Linked DNA regions of Homo sapiens: region 2 is linked to region 1. Evidence: chromatin loops called from intact Hi-C (ENCODE). Cell type or tissue: heart right ventricle. All regions are shown on one strand. Each heading gives the region's core, and the rest is flanking DNA. Links, peaks and the distances in the headings are about the cores only.

Region 1 (8,344 bases), core at 51-8,050:
AGAGTGGTAAATAAGAAAGTGAAACTTTGCCCTCACCATCTTCGTACTCAATATCGATCAGGGTTTGATCAAAAAAGCAGAACCACTCAGAGTGATAAGAGGTTTGGCATATGGATTTGACCTTATACAATCGTGGGAGCTGGTTAACAAGTTTATGTACAGCTGTTGCTTCTTCATTTGGTGCTGGCCTGAAGTCATCAGGGTAGGCAGTCAGGAAGGAAAGATGGACAGGAAGTGGGGGAGAGCAAGGACAAGCTGGAACCCAAGAGGACAAACTGGAATGAGTGTCGGTCTCTCATCGCCTCCAAGCTTTCAATTTCAATGATGTGGGTGACCTGCCAAAGATGCTGGCACCCTTTGTCAGGAATCTAAACCCACGGCTGGCCCAGGAGTTGGACACACTGAAAGAGGAGAGCTGGCAGTGGTCACAGTAGCTGCAAGCCCAGCGGCTGCCTCATGCCAAGAAGGTGAGCCAGCAGATCCTGGACTATGCATGTGAGCTGCAGTAGCTCCTGATCCTATGCTGACTTCCTGTGACAATGTGGCTGCTGCCTCACTTCCCCCTTCCCAATCCTAACCATAGCCATCCAGGGAAAGGAATTCTGGGAAATCTGTTTTCAGTTAGCTAAGCTGACCTAGTGCAAAGCCACTCCCTGCATCGTCTCTCCCCTGAATCATGTGGCTCTACCTGCTGGTAATTGGTCCCACTCTAATCAGTCTTTCCCAGTGTCTTCAGGAGATGGTTCTAACACGCAACTCTGATCATGGTGCTGCCCATGATCAAATTCTCCACCACCTGTCCATCAGCAACAGCATGAAATCTAAACTCCTTTGCTCAATGCATTAAAATTAGATATATCTGTAAGAGACAGAAAACTCAAAATAACAGTTGTTTAAACAAAACAGAAATTTCTTTCTCTCTTGGGTAGAAATCTGGGTAGTGATTTATGGCTGCAAAGTTTTTCATGGCTTCAGGAACCCAGGATCTTTCTATCTTGTTTTGTATAGCCAACACTATTTGCTTTCCAGAATTTAGATGGAAATGGGGACAAAGACAAAGACGAGTAGAGAGAGAGAAAGAGGGAGAGATGCTGTCTTGCTGTCTGTCTTTAAGGGCAGACTCCCTGGAGCTGCTATGTGACACTTCCCTTTACAGAATTTAGTCAACTGGCCATGCCTACATTCAAGGGAGCTTGGGAAATGTAGTGTTTAATGCAGGCGGCCTTGTGCCCTGCTAACCTGTCTATCACCAATTGAAGAGGGGAGAAAACAAATAATGGAGACAATTAACAGTCTCTCCCACACATGACATATAAGATTCCTCATCTCCTGTTCCTGCCAACGCCTCTAACCTCATTTCCTGCCCATCTACCTTTCCTGTTTTAATAGCAAAACTAGAATACTTGATGTTTCACCCTACACTCCATAAACTAGTATAGTTTCCTGACTTTGCACATGCTGTTTTCTTGCCTAGAATCCCCTCCACTCACATGCTGGGCAAACACCTACTTATCCTCCAAGAGCTCATTGGCTATTTGCCTCAGATGTTCCATCCCCCTACACACCTCCTGTTTTTGAACAAATACCTATTAAAATTATTACATCATCCTATGACAATTGTTTGTCACCATGTCTCTCTCCCTTCTGCCTGAGTTTCTAGAGTGTAGGGACTGTCTTTTTAGCCCTGAATCCTAACATGTGGCCCAGTGTCCACTGCGTAATACATAGGAAATGTTTGCAGAATGAAGATATGCAGAGTACAATGGGATTGTACTTTAATCAGTCCATATGTTGTATTTCTATGAATGTAGTCTGAAGCCAGCCACAGTCTTCTATGGCTGTGGAATTGCTACATATCTTTTTCTGTTTACTGAGACAGGATCAAGACAGAGACTTCCTGACAAACAAAAGAGCTTGCCTGAGGAGAGAAGTAATTGCTTATTTATCTCTTAAACACAGTACTGAGGGCAAGCACAGATGGCTCCCTAACTCTCCCTGTGCCTTTAGGAAAGAAGACAAAATGTCACAAGTCTAGAGCCAAAATACCATAGGATGCTTTAAGAAGGTTAAAAAAAAAAAAGGGTCCCAGGTAATAACCAAAAAATCAAAATGACAAACATCTCTCATGGGTAAGACACAGAATTCTTCTTAAGGATGTGATAATGTTGGGAAAATGACCCTACGTCCCCTGGTAAATAATTTCTAACCTCTCTATAGCATCTCCTCTGAAACAGGAGGGCCTTTGAGATACAACTCTGTCCCCACCCTCACCCCACCATATTTACTGTTCTTTTGAAAGGATATAAAAGCTCTTCCTTTGACCTCCAAATACTCAGAGGATTAGGGAAAACCCTTCCTGGCAATTATTAGTATTATAGCTATCATTATGTTTTGCTGAAAAGGAAATATGAAAAATATATTTAATAAAAGATATTTTAAGAGAAAACAAAAAACAGTTTAGAAAACTAAACTGTCCTATCTAATGTGACATTCAGGGGCTCAAAAGTAGAGTGTTCAAGCAATTCTAAGCCTTGATTGTGTTCTCTTACACACCATTTAAAAGAACAGCCACAGGAGAACATCTTCTGAATTATTTTAGGTAACTATTGACAACCCTTTGCAAAGCCGCAGAGGCTGCTGGTGTTGGTGTAAACCAGAGTGCCCTTTAAACCAGTAAATTCCACTTGTAGGAAATTACCCTACAGAAATCATCACTGTACACAAAGCTGCTTATAGTAAGATATTCACCTCATCATTATTCATGATAGTGGCAAAACTGGAAATAAATATCTCATAATAGAGAATCAGCAACATATACCATGCAGCTATGAAATGATGCCATAAAATATTTATTGTTATAAAAAGATGTTCGTGATGTTAAGGAAAAACATGAAGGTTATAAAAGAGATGATTTAGTATGATCCGAATTTTATTTTTAAATGAATTATTACCATAGAGTACAAAATGCTTTCCTGGGCAAGTGCTGGCCCTGATTCAGGAGGCTGGTGGATTTGCAGGCCCCTCACCATATACCTATTTGCATTTCAGCTTGAGAATTACAGAGTCTCTGGCCACAGTATTTATGCGCCCTAAATCGAGAAAGAGAGAAAAGACTTTTAGAAAATCCCAAATACTTGTGAGATTCAAAGTTTTTGTAAATTGTCTGAAGGATTGGAGTGAGAGGGCAGACCAAAAGAGTAGTGAGAATTCTGAATGGAATTCCCCCTGTGGGGAGGAGGAATCAGGAGTAGTAGACAGGTCTTGGCCTCAGGGTTAAGGATCAAAGGGAGCCTGGTTCTAGGTCAGGATAGTGGCCTCTCTCAGAACTCTCCCCAACTCAGCTGTCCTGGAGACAGATTTGTATCAGAAGAGCTTTGGCCCTCAGGGGCCAGGGCCTATTTCTGTGAAGCTCAGAAAGTAAGTCAGACAAGTACTCCTTCATTCTAGATGTCCCAACACTGTCGCCTGCCCCAGCAATGGTGGTCGATGCAGCAAGTAATAGGGCCAGCAGGAGGTGGGGTCCAGCTGTCCAGATCCCTGAGGGGATGCCAGGGCCTCTGCAAAGTTGGCAGTGATACCAGCTTGTCCCAGTGGTCGGGGCAAGGGCCACTTCGCCATTGACACCAGACTCACTGGAGCACAAACAGCTTTGCTTTCGAGAAAGAGCCACTCTCACCCTGTGAGAGTGACATTTGAATCTCGGAATTAATAGACAACATCAACATTTTTGTTCTGCAACTTCAGAGCCAGCTATTCCCAGCTAGTGATAAACTCTCTGGGGAACTGGCCCCGTGACCAGTGGTGGCCTCAAGAAGGTGTCTGAGTTCCAACACTGCCTACAGATACAAAGATCAGGACAACTGTTAGGAATAAATGAGTGGCCTCTGCAATTCTCAGAAACACCAGTGGAAGAAAGAGGCTGGGAAAAGCTGGCCTTCCTGCTAATTTGGCTAAAGAGAGGTCTGGATGTCATAAGTGTCAATGTAAGCATGGCCAAGTCTAGGGAAACTTGCCTATCTACACTAGTTATACTTGCATGGGGGATGGTGCAGGGGGAAGGGGAGAAATAGTGGACAGCCTGTCCAGAATGATGATGAATCTTTCTCCAGTACACACTTGCCCCACAGACTACGTACTATATCTAGAACAAAAATTATCTGATGTTTGGCCTGCACTGTTATTGTACAGAAAAAAGTATGGATGCACTCAGAAAAGGGTGCCAGTGAAACTGAAATTAAAGGGACATTAAAAACTGCTTTGAAATTTTTACTTATAAGAGTTTCAAAAGAAACAAAAAGGCAAATTTAGCCTGGTATTCTGGAGGGCTTAATTGTGACAAGCGACCATAATTCCGAAATCATCTTATGATAGTCCCCTGAGCCCCTCCCCTTGTAAGCATTATGTGGACTGGGATTCCATGCCCAAGTCCAAATGCTTCTGTCTACTTGGGGTATGGGAAGGTGGAATCTCCTGAAGAAGGGGTAGGGATAAGGAAGAGATGGTTACGGCAGCAATTGCATGCCTGGATTGGGGATGGATGTGTAAGGGGTGGCCCACGAATGGAGTACAACCTCAGCCCATCTAAAGTACTTGCCCAATACTGCAGGTGAGAGGCTAGGGACTTTCTGGATTTTTTTTCTTGTCCTCGTCCTGAGTGCAGATCCTGCCAAAAGACAGAACCTGCTTCCTCTCCTAAAGCTGTCACAACTGGAACACCTTGTTTAAATCTTGGAAACTTTTATTTTGAAGTGTGGGAAAAGAAACTGAGGAAGAAGATCAAAGCAAGGAGTAACATTATGCTCTTCTGAAGTGTAATACAGTCTGTGTCAGGGAAAAGGCATAAAATAGAGAGACAGGAAACTTCACCCTGAAAATAACACCATAGAAAGAGTACTCTGCTTAACATTAACAGCTGATTAGAGCTAATGATTAAGTGTATCATCTCTAGGTGACCATGTGCTTTATTGTTCAAACCAAGATAACTTAGGCATGAAATGGAGTCCTACTAATTAATATTTACACCTGAGTAATAGGCATAAAGCCAGGACTGTCCCAGACCAACCAAAATGCATAGTCACCTAATCATCTCTAAATCCTATAGTTCGTATGCTTCTTCTATTGGGTTACGGAAGAAAAACAAGGCAAAATTTCAATGTAATATGAACTATGGCATTCTGAATAGATGCACCAAAATAGATCTGTGTTAAAAAAAAAAAAAAAAAAAAAAAAGCTACAAGTCAAGGATATTCCCGACTAAATGCTAGGAAGCCAGGTGTTTTAGGTGACTGTTTTAAGACATGGGTATTATCAAATGCATATAGGACTAACCAAGATAAAGAAAAGATGGCATTCTTCTGTCTTGTAGGGGTCCAATTTAAAAGTATGGCCCCAGGGATCCTGGGGCCACTGTTATATTTTAGAAATCAATGGGAAAATGATTAATGGCATAAATTGTATGAAAATGCTAGTTTGTCTATATGACCTAATTTTATTTGGCAAGACCTTGGAGGATCATGAACATAAAATTGCTCTCCATTTGGGAGAAACAGGCTTCCTGTTACATCTTGACAAACAGCAACCCTATTAGATCCTTAGTTCAAAAACATGTAGGACAGACAGAATTGCAGCAGGGGCAAAAGTATCTCTGCCATTGTTGTCAGCCCAGTTTCATCAATGGCAGAGGATCCAAAACCTTCTTCAAGTTCAGGAGTCTGAACTGAAGTATTCAGGTGAGAACCATGGCATTATTGCAGAAAGGAAGACAAAAGGGACAGCCCGTGGACAGAAAATCCTACAGGAACCCTGTCACCCCAGACCTCCTGGAAACTCTGTGGGGAATATTTCTGAATATTCATTCATGTCCTTGGCAAACTCCTAAATCTGAGTTCACGAGCAGGCATCTGTTGACACATCTCCTTCAAGCTCTTTATTTTACACCCTAACCTAGCTCCAGAGGTTAGGAGCCACGCTCTGCCTTTGCCAACTATTCTATCCAGGATTGAAACTCAATACATTCATCAGAATTAAACTTCCTGCTGCCAAAGTACAAGTACACACAGCTGAGAGTCAACAATGTGTTTATGGAGTTCTTCTCTGAGTATGGACTAATAACAGGCCCTTAGGGTACAAATATATTACCAGCATCGATGTAATATTACTGGGAGATGGCAGAACAAATCACAGGCAAAAGGTGAAATAGCTGCTTTCACAAACACAAAGGGAAGATAGAGTCCTAAAATTGCTTTAGGACTCACCCAAGAGCATATTACACCACAGTCCATGAAGCAATTCTGTCTACTTCATCTTAGACAAGATGAACAGATGCCTTATCGAGGACACTGGCACATGAGGGGCTATGGCCCAACAAAACATGGTCACAAGGAGATAGACCACCATCAGTGGGAGAGAACTCCACAGCAGAGGGAAATACCTGCCCAGGACTTGCTGGTCAGCTGCAACCTTTGCAGCACACAGCGCCTGGGAAGTTAGCTCCAGAGCAGCAGAAGAAAATGGCATATGGGATGAGATAGCTGAAGCTGCCGGGTTCCCAAGCACCTATGAGACATCCCAAGGGCTCTGCAAACACATGTAAGCTTCTTTCAAACAAGCTGGAGATTCAGAAAGTGCAAGAAGGGTAGAATATTCTGCTGATGTGGCTTAGAAAAGACAGGTTCCACAAATAAGACACTGTTTTCTTTGTTTTTCCTCCAACTTGTGTGATTTTATGGATGATGTTTTTAGCTACAATTATATTCAACAAAAGAATTATTTTTGATTATAGTACTTGTTCTTTTATCTCCTATTGCCAAAACAAAGGCAGAATACAAAACAGTATGTGCACTGTTATTAAAATGATCTAAAAATACGCAAGCAGAAGGACAAAGAACACAAGGTAAAAGATATTATTTTTAGAAAACTTAGAGACATCTGATATTTAAAACCAATATTTGTTGTTTTTATACATTTCTAGTCGTGATAACTCTTAGTCACTGATATTTCAGAATGTTTTATTCAGAAATATTTTTTCTTATTTTTTAAAAAATTATTTTTGGTAGAGACAGGGTCTCACTATGTTCCCCAGGCTGGTCTCAAACTCCTGGACTCAAGCAATCCTCCTGCCTCAGCCTCCCAAAGTGCTGGATTACAGGCGTGAGCCACCATGCTCGGCTAATTCAGAAACACTTTATCAAAAGAGTTTAGAAAGAAATAAGGTTATTTTTCTACCTAAAATAATGTCAGATTTGGCAAGTAATAATATGCTAATATCTCAGTGAGTCTCCCCTATTCTCAAAATGTTGCATACTAGTTTCATATGTGTTAGGAAATAGGTTGTATATCTGAGTGGCAAAGCGACAGTTCTTAGAGAAAGAAAAACTTTTCTCTTGGAATGTCATCTGTTCAATATTGGCAGTTACAAAAGTATTATCCAGAAGTGGGTTGAAAAATGTGGCTCAGAGTCAGTCAGTTATTAAATGAAAAGGAAAAGCTACCACTCTGGTCTCCTATCTCCTAGCCCAGTGTCCTTACAAACCCTTCCACTGCTTTGAAGCACAGCTAAAACCTATGCTGTATGTATAATCTGAGAGCAGAAAGATGCTTATTGCAAAAGATGTATACATTCCTCATTGGACCATGCCCAAATAATATTTAACAGCCAAATATTTCAGAGGAAGTTCTTGTACCTTTCACAATAAGAGATGTATAGAAATGAAATACATTCATTCACTCTTAGTAGACCAACTAAAATGAGAATGAATGGACAATTTTGGATATTGGCATACTGGGATATATGGGAAATCCTCCAGAGATGATGCAGTGGCAGGAAGATGTTCACAGAAAACACAGCTGTTTTCAATATTAGAAACCCAGTGCACTGACCTCATGAGAAACAACTTGCACCACTTTTTTTTTTTTTTTTTTTTGCTTTAACAAATAGCAAGGCCCAAAGGTTGGATCAACAAATGAGATTCCAAGGAACTGTTTTACATCAGTGTAGGGTCTGGGCCTGATGACAAGAAGTCATCAAATGGTTGTTGCACTTGGAAGTCTAGGATGTAAGACAGCATGAGCCCCGATTCCCTTGCCAAATAGGATTACATGCTCCTTCCCTGATAGTCTAGGTTCCTCAATATCCTTTTGAATATGGGATTCAAGAGATTCCAAAAATTCAAGAATTTAGGACAAAATATATTACTTGATCAATGAACTATATTTGATTGTATTCAACTCCTGTTACAAACATTTAACTTTAAGGAAATGAGAAAATATTCCTTAGGAAGAGAATACAAGATTGGAGTGAAATCAAAGCTATTTTCAGAACAGTGAGTGGCAAGGCACCCATCCT
Region 2 (8,344 bases), core at 321-8,320, 68 kb before region 1:
CAATATCCAAGGACAGAAGATGAATGTCTCAGCTCAAAAAGATGGAGAGGACTTTCCTTTGCCTTTTTGTTCTATTTGGGTCCTTAAAGGATTGGATGATGGCTGCCCACAATGGTGAGGACAGATCTTCTTTTCTTAGTCTGTTGATTTGAACGCTAATCTCTTCCTGAAACACACCCTCACAGACACACCCAGAAATCATGTTATACCAGCTGCCTGGGTATCCCTTAGCCTGGTAAAGTTGACACATTAGCTTGACCATTACACTTTCCTTCTGTTGTCACTTACAGAGGTCCTCCCATCACTCACCACTGCCCTGGCAGCCTTCTGGTTCTCCCAAGCAAAGCAGGTCTCTGAAATCAGGTTCTCTCTGATCCTCTCATAGCTGCAAGATTAACACATAGCAGGAAGAAGTGAGCTCTCCACTCAGTCCCTCTGTATCTTCCTCTCCCTGGGTAATTTTGGGAAGATTAGAGAGAAAATTGATGAAGCTTTTGGGGGCACAGGAGGTGCCCAACAAGTGTCAGTTTATCCTTTCCTGACAAAGGGGCCCCAACCCTTGGGTTCAGGGGGTCTTCCTCTTAGTAGTCTTTCCTAAAGAGAGTATTATTTAATCAGAAGCTAGTTTTTGAGACACACATTTTTATCTAATATTTCCATGTGCACAGAATTACACTTTAAACATAACATGGAGCAGTCAAATTAGCCCAGACTTGACTAGTTGTCTCCAAATATGATTGCAATTATGTTCAACATATGTACTCTCAACTGGAATGGGAAAACCACCATGTGTAAAACACACTTCTTGGCTTCCTTAACTTGGGTTCTGATCAAAAAGATGAACTGATTTTAGGTATAAAAGGAATTGAGATGTGAGAGATGGTTTACCTGGGGTCACAGGCATCAGTCTTCAGAGCTCTAAATTAGACCCCTTTATTCATGTGTTGTTGCCTCTCTCCAAATCCACTGGCTTCTCTCATCCAGCAAATACCTTTCATATGACCTCAGTGCTCCAAAATTGAGGCATCAGCTCTCTTAATTTAGCAGGTCAGAATAGGTGGCTCCTATAGCCAGTCCCCTTAGGACCCTGTCCCTTGACATCTGAAATCAAGAGAATGTAATCTTAGTAACAAAGCATATGAGAAAGTTGATGGTGCAAAGGCCTTCTCTTCTCATCTGGTTACTTGAGTGCACTTCAGCTTGTCCTCAGGCAACTCACGGTCCTTGTACATGCTGTTTCCTCTGCTTGGAATTCTTCTTCTTCTCCTAGCTTGGACATTCCAACTTATCCTCCAGGTCTGTTTTGATGTCATTATCTTCAGGAAGTCTACCCTGACTCCATAAAAGTCCGAGTTAGATCCTATGTGATCCCTAATGCCCTGGCTTATATCATCTATATCATTCTCTCTATTGCACCTGTCTAGACCAGCAGTGTCCCATGGAAAATACTGTAATGATAGAAATGCTCTATATCTGCACTGTCCAAAATGGTAGCCGTCAGCCACATGTGAGCTATTGGAATATTTGAAACATGGACAGTATAGCTGAGGAAGTAAACTTTAACTTATAATACTTAAATTTAATTAAATATAAAAGCCACATGTAGCCACTGGCTACCATACTGGACCACGCAGGTCTAGACATTATAACTCTTGAGCACAAGGGCTGTGTTTTGTTCACCTTTGAATCATTCGTACTTAGCCAAGGGGTGGGCAATCAGTAGGTGCCGGGTGAATATTTTTGGAATGAGTGATTTTAGTAGAAATCCCAGTTTTGTTGTCTCAAAAGATGAACTTTCACAGTGGAACCTCCAGGCCAGGAAGAAATGGAAGTGATTCCTTGATTGACAAAGAGGAAGCTTTAAAAAGCAAATGAGATTGTCACCTGGAACAAATTCTAGGTGGACAAGGGTGCCGTTGGTGCCTCCCTCTTCTTTTCTTAGTGCCCTTTCCCTTCTCCCAGGGTGTCTCACCCCGAGCCCTTAGTCTCTCAGGTCCAGCCTACTGCTTCCTGCCCACCCAAGACCTCATACAGATGCACCCCAGTGTATCAGTGAGATCCTTTGGTTGCAACTGGCAAAAACCAATTCAGGCCCACTTAGACAAAAAACCAACTAGAAGGATATGGGGTAATTCACATAATTAAAGAAAAGTTGGACACTTGGACTTCAGAATGGACAGGAATCAGAGCAACCCTGGAAATCCTGGTGTCAGGACCTAATGAAGAAGCTCTAGAGGGAGCTGCCCTTGGGATAATGGGACCTAGATGATTCTTTGCATCTGTTCCAGGATTCAAGCAAAGGGAGGGTGTTTTCAGTTGCTCCAGCTTTGAACAGGGAAGGACAGGCACCATGATTGACTCTTGCCAGACATAAATCCAATGAGAGGCAGTGGTTTCTCCCAAAGTAAAATCAGAGTGCTCTAGCTAGAATAGATACTGGCAGGCAAAAATGATAGATATCCATGATGGCCCCACTGACTAGAGCTCCACAGCAATGTCCTTCTGGATCTTTCCTTTCTGTCTCCATCTTTATCTCACCCTCAGCCTGGTCCACCCAAGGAAAAAAAAAATACCCAGTATCTCATGGTATTGAAAAATTTGCCTGTGTTTGGTCTTTAAATAGGCTTTGTCCTAGATCTCACTTTCTTCATCTCCTCACTCTAAGAAAAAAAAATTATATGCAACTACATCTGCAAGGATAATAGCTACAATGTATACATATACACACATACATACACACACACACACACACACACACACACACACACACAAATATTTATAATCCAATGGTGAGAATGGTTGGTCAGCTTTAGGTATCCATCGCCAAGAGAGGGGACTGAGAAGATTTAAGGGAAAATTCAAAACGGTGACACATGAGAGACCAGAACAACTCTATCAAGTCACTGGTTTCAGCTTTATCTGGTAGAGACACCTAAATCCTTGAGATCTGAAGCCCTCAAAATGGAGAAACAATGGCCCAAACAAACCATGCCTTAAGCCACAAAACAATTCTTGCAGAAGTGCTCACTCAGGACTCTGCTGAAAGTACAGTGGTCATTCTCAATAGAAAATGATTATCCAGGCCAGCTGCGGTGGCTCACGCCTGTAATGCCAGCACTTTGGGAGGTTGAGGTGGCTGAATCACCTGAGGTCAGATGTTTAAGACCAGCCTGGCCAACACAGTGAAACCCTGTCTCTACTAAAAAAATACAAAAATTACTTGGGCGTGGTGGCAGGCGCCTGTAATCCCAGCTACTCGGGAGGCTGAGGCAGGAGAATCACTTGAACCCAGGAGGCAGAGGTTGCAGCGAGCCGAGATTGCACCATTGCACTCCAACCTAGGCAACAAGAGCAAAATTCCATCTCAAAAAAAAAAAGAAAAGAAAAGAAAAAGAAAATGGTTCTCTACACTGTGACCAAAGTGATGGCTGACAATTCACAACCACTTCAGCTGCGGCTTCACTGTCCCAGCAGAGAAGGAAAGGCCGACAAACACTGATGATAAAACTCACCAAACCATAAGATTTGCTCACACATTCCCTGAAAATAATCAAAACCCAGCTGCTTAGTCTCTAACTGGGTGGCAAGCCTATCTCTCCTACCCACAATTGTTCCAGCTGTCAATTATGGCCAGTGAGTCACCACTGCCGAGAGATAAGCGTCCTGCTACAGAGACAAACCCAAGTGTCATCCTGGGAGTGCTTATTATTTCTTTCTGACACCACCAATGTTCCACTTGGCTTCCTCCATCTGGCATTTCAGCACCTGAAAAGTTTCTAACTTGGAATGCAATCCACATCCGGCTTTTGAGAGCTGTAACTCTCTTTGGAGGCTTCTGAATCTTATACCACTGCAGGGAAATCATGTTGAAGATGACTGAGCAATGCACACTGTCAACAGGGGCTACACAGGGCAAACTCTGTTTTGTGGTGGGGATATGAATGGCATAATAATGTAGTAGGGAGAGATTGAGAAAGTTAATATAATAACCCAGCAAATGAAAAATAGGTAGCTTAGACTCTATAGATGCTTAACAGAGACAGACATCACTGAGATTAGAGTATTGAGGGAAGACAGGATAGCAAACAAAAGAAATCAAATGTTGGCCAGGCTGGTCTTGAACTCCTGACCTCAGGTGATCCACCCTCCTCGGCCTCCCAAAGTGATGGGATTACAGACATGAGCCACCACACCCGGCCAGATTCATTGTTTTCAGGAGCTGGGGAGAGGTGGGAATGGGGAGTGACTGCTAATTGTGTTCAGGTTTTTCTTAAGGGAATCAGAAATGTTCCAAAATTTGATTGTAAGGATGGTTGCAAAACCCTATAAATATTCTTTAAAAACCCACTAAATTGTACATTTTAAGTGGGTGAATTGTTTATATGTGAATTATGTATCAACAAAGCTGTCTAAAACATATTCTGGAGTTTGGGTTTTTTAAAAATAAATATTTGCTCATTCAGGTTGTTTTCATACAACTCATATCTCCTTATTCTAAAAGTCAACTGCTGAGAAAAAGCAAATTAATTACAACTTTATTTTAATTTCTCTATCTCCAGAACTAGTAAAGTTCTCCAGACCTGCCCATTGTCCTTGGGCAACCCACAGCACAAACATCAATGATACAAGCAGCCCCTTCCAGCCCACAACACTCATTTGTTCATTCTCTCATGAACTTACCTAAAGAATCACGGGCCAGCAATGCTCTAGGTTCTGAGGAGATAGTGGTGGATCTCTAGACAAGCTCCCCAGCCACTACAGCTCAAATTTCAGTCAAACAGAGGTGAGAAGGGGTAAAAAGGATGTCAAGCAACCCCTTGGAATCGAAGGGGAGACCAGGAACATAAAGAACACACTGGAAAGGTGTGAGTCAGGCTTTGGTCATCTACAGTTGTCATCTAGTGCAATGTGGAGTTGAGCAGGATGGAAACTAGGGGCTGGGCTGAGCAGAGTTGGTAGCAGAATGCATTGTATGGGTTCAGTACAGGAGCCCAGGTGAAGAGTGCAGGAGTCAGTAAAGGTCAGTTACCAAGCCATATAAGCCTCCTTCAGAACAGGCACCAGGGCTTTTGAACTGGGTGAAAACAATCTAGGGAATGAGCTACAGGAAAGCCAAGTGTCTGACTAAATCTTCTTAGTTGTCCTGTTAGACCCGTGGCTGGACCTAGCTGTGGCATCAGTTTCCTCGTCTGTAAAGTTAATATAATAATAACCACCTTGTTAGGAGGATTAAATGAGATAAAGCAAGCCTAGATACCTATCAGAATTACACATTTAAAACAGTGCATTTTAGTTTGTTTATCTAGGAAATATTCTATTACATAATATATATTAATTATAACAAGGTATTATTCAATCGTACAATAATGAAGCCACTTGCTTCGAACTTTTTCACCCAAAATGTACAAGTGGACTGTTATCTTCTACTTTCAATTCCCGCCTCCTGGTGAAGGTTATGTTCAATTGCTTTTCAAGTATTGATGACCATTTCTTCATACTTACTGATATGAAAATATGCTATAATAATAGTATGATAAACTATTATATAGATAAACTTGTGTTAGTCAGGGTTCTCTAGAGGGACATAACTAATAGGATACATATATATGTACATATCTATATATAAACTTGTATATAAACTCCCATATATATATATATATATATATACATATACACATATATATATGTATATATGGGAGTTTATATATATACACACACACACACACACACACACACATATATATATGGGAGTTTATAAAGTAGTATTAACTCACATGATCACAAGGTCCCACAATAGGCTGTCTGCAAGCTGAGGAGCAAGGAAGCCAGTCCGAGTCCCAAACCTGAAGAGCTTGGAGTCTGATGTTCGAGGGCAGGAAGCATCCAGTATGGGAGAAAGATGTAGGCTGGGAGGCCTAGCCAGTCTAGCCTTTTCACATTTTTCTGCCTGCTTTATATTCTAGCCCCACTGGCAGCTGATTAGATGGTGCCTACCCAGATTAAGAGTGGGTCTGCCTTTCCCAGCCAACTGACTCAAATGTTAATCTCCTTTGGCAACACCCTCACATACGCACCCAGGATCAATACTTTGCATCCTCCCATCCAATCAAGTTGACACTCAATACTAAACATCACAAGTGCATCCTTTGTCAGCATGAATCCACACACATCTCCTGAGATCATACATAATCTTCAAATAAAGACAATAATGTAATAATTACGCCCAACATCATACAACTGTCCTTCATCCATTGGAAATACACAAATCCCCAACCCAAATGTTATTACATAAGTTAACAATACTTAAATACTGATACGAAGTCAACAAATCTATGTCACATGATAAAGGAAAAGGAAATAAAATGAAGATATTTTCTTAGTACAGTGTTTACATGCATTAACATGTTTTTAACAAAAAGAAGAAATACTCATGACAATTACAGTCCTCAGTTCTGCAACTGGTCATGTGGTCATAGCTGGTATTGATGACTACCTTCTTCTACTACCTATTCTGTATTCCCTTTGCCTTTGCAAGGACCTCAGCAGGTCGTGGTTTTTTTCCTGGTGGAGTGACACAAACCTTCATTCCTGAAGGGTCTGGGCCGTTTTTAGTCCTGCCTGGATTAGGCTGTTGTAATTTCCCATTGACCTTAATCACAGGGCATGGTAATTCAAAGAGACACCCCAAGGAATCTTCTGTATTCCATGCATACTCTTCCTTACCTCTGTTGTGGTGTGGAAGACTAATTTCATCTTGATAGTCCAGGTCAATCACCCCAGCCAACACTGTAACTCCATTCTTAGCCTGTTGACTTAAAGGTAGGAGGACCCCAAAGTGTCCGGGTGGCAATCTTAACTTCCAGTTTAATGGAATCATTGTTGTGTCTCCTGGTGGTAGCGTTCTCCCTCTGGAACTAAGACCTCTAGGACAGCAGAACTAATGTCTAGAGAACAGGAAGCAAAAATGTTGCTAGTGGATCACTAGGGGTGATGGTGAGTGGTACCACTTCCACTTCCACCCCTTGATTCCTGGACCCATGAATCCTGGCTATGGGAGAAAGAGTACCATATATTAGACGCTGATTCAGACCATACATAGCCTTCTGGAGAACTTTGCCCCAGTCCTACAAAGTATTGTCACCTAGTTGCCATTGTGATTGTGACTTCAAAAGGGCATTCATCTGTTCTATCAATATCAGGTGCTGCAGGATGATGGGGAACATGGTAAGACCAGTGAATTGCATGAGCATGAGCCCACAGATGGTAGTCTTGGCAGAAGCATTGTGTGCAGGATAGGCAAACACGTATCTGGAGTAAGTGTCTATTCTGGCGGACAAACCTCTGCCCTTCCCATGATGGAAGAGGTCCAATATAATCAACCTGCCACCAGGTAGCTGGCTGATCACCTTGAGGAATGGTGCCATATTGAGGGTTCAGTGTTGGTCTCTGCTGCTGGCAAATTGGGCACTCAGCAGTGGCCGTAGCCAGGTCAGCCTTGGTAAGTTGCTGAGTCCATGTTGCTGAGCCCATGCGTAACCTCCATCCCTCCCACCATGGCCACCTTGTTCATGGGCCCATTGGGCAATGACAGGGGTGGCTGGGGAAAGGGGCAGAGTGGTGTCCACAGAATGGGTCATCCTATACACTTGATTATTAAAATCTCCTCTGCTGAGGTCACCCATTGGTGAGCACTCACATGGGATACAAATATCTTCATAGTTTTTGACTACTGAGAGAGGTCCATCCACATACCTCTTTCCCAGATTTATTTGTCACCAATTTTCCAATCATGCTTCTTCCAAGTCCCTGACCATCCAACCAAACCACTGGCTACAGTCCATGAATCAGTATATAATTGCAGATCTGGCCATTTATCCCATGCAAAGTGCACAACCAGGTGTACCACTCAACAACATTCTGCCCACTGGGGAGATTTCCCTTCAGCACTGTTCTTCAGGGATGTCCTAGAAAGGGTCTGTAGTGCTACAGCTGTCCACTTTGGGTGGTACCTGAATATCGTGCAGAACCATCTGTGGACCAGGCCCTAGTCTTCTCTTCCTCTGTCAGCTGATCATAAGGAACTCTCCATGAAGCCATCAGTGCAGGCTGTGGGGAGAGAAGGCAGAGTGGCAGGAGTGGGGACCATGGGCATTTGAGCCACTTCCTCATGTAACTTACTTGTGCCTTCAGGACCTGCTCCAGCACGGTCATGCACATATCACTTCCATTTGATGATGCAATGCTGCTGTGCATGACCCACTTTATGGCTAGATGGGTCAGAAAGCACCCAGTTCATGATAGTCCATTCAGGTTGCATGGTGACTTGATGACCCACAGTCAAACG

What was found. A loop is a pair of places that touch in the nucleus more often than their neighbours do. Peaks named below come from ENCODE experiments on the same cell type or tissue, not always from the same donor. Only the 100,000 strongest peaks of a DNase experiment are listed, where the experiment ranks them.
Region 2: it touches region 1 in a loop (2.2-fold over the local background); 1 of 110 quality-filtered maps calls a loop at or near these places.

The regions. Positions count from the first base shown.
Region 1 is chr1:108,081,750-108,090,093 of GRCh38, forward strand. No RefSeq gene overlaps it. Among named protein-coding and RNA genes, the nearest start is that of LINC02785, 21 kb to the left of the region's middle. In heart right ventricle, for the core only: no CTCF peak of the experiment used is centred there; no DNase peak of the experiment used is centred there.
Region 2 is chr1:108,012,990-108,021,333 of GRCh38, forward strand. No RefSeq gene overlaps it. Among named protein-coding and RNA genes, the nearest start is that of LINC02785, 47 kb to the right of the region's middle. In heart right ventricle, for the core only: no CTCF peak of the experiment used is centred there; a DNase peak (open chromatin) is centred at 3,677.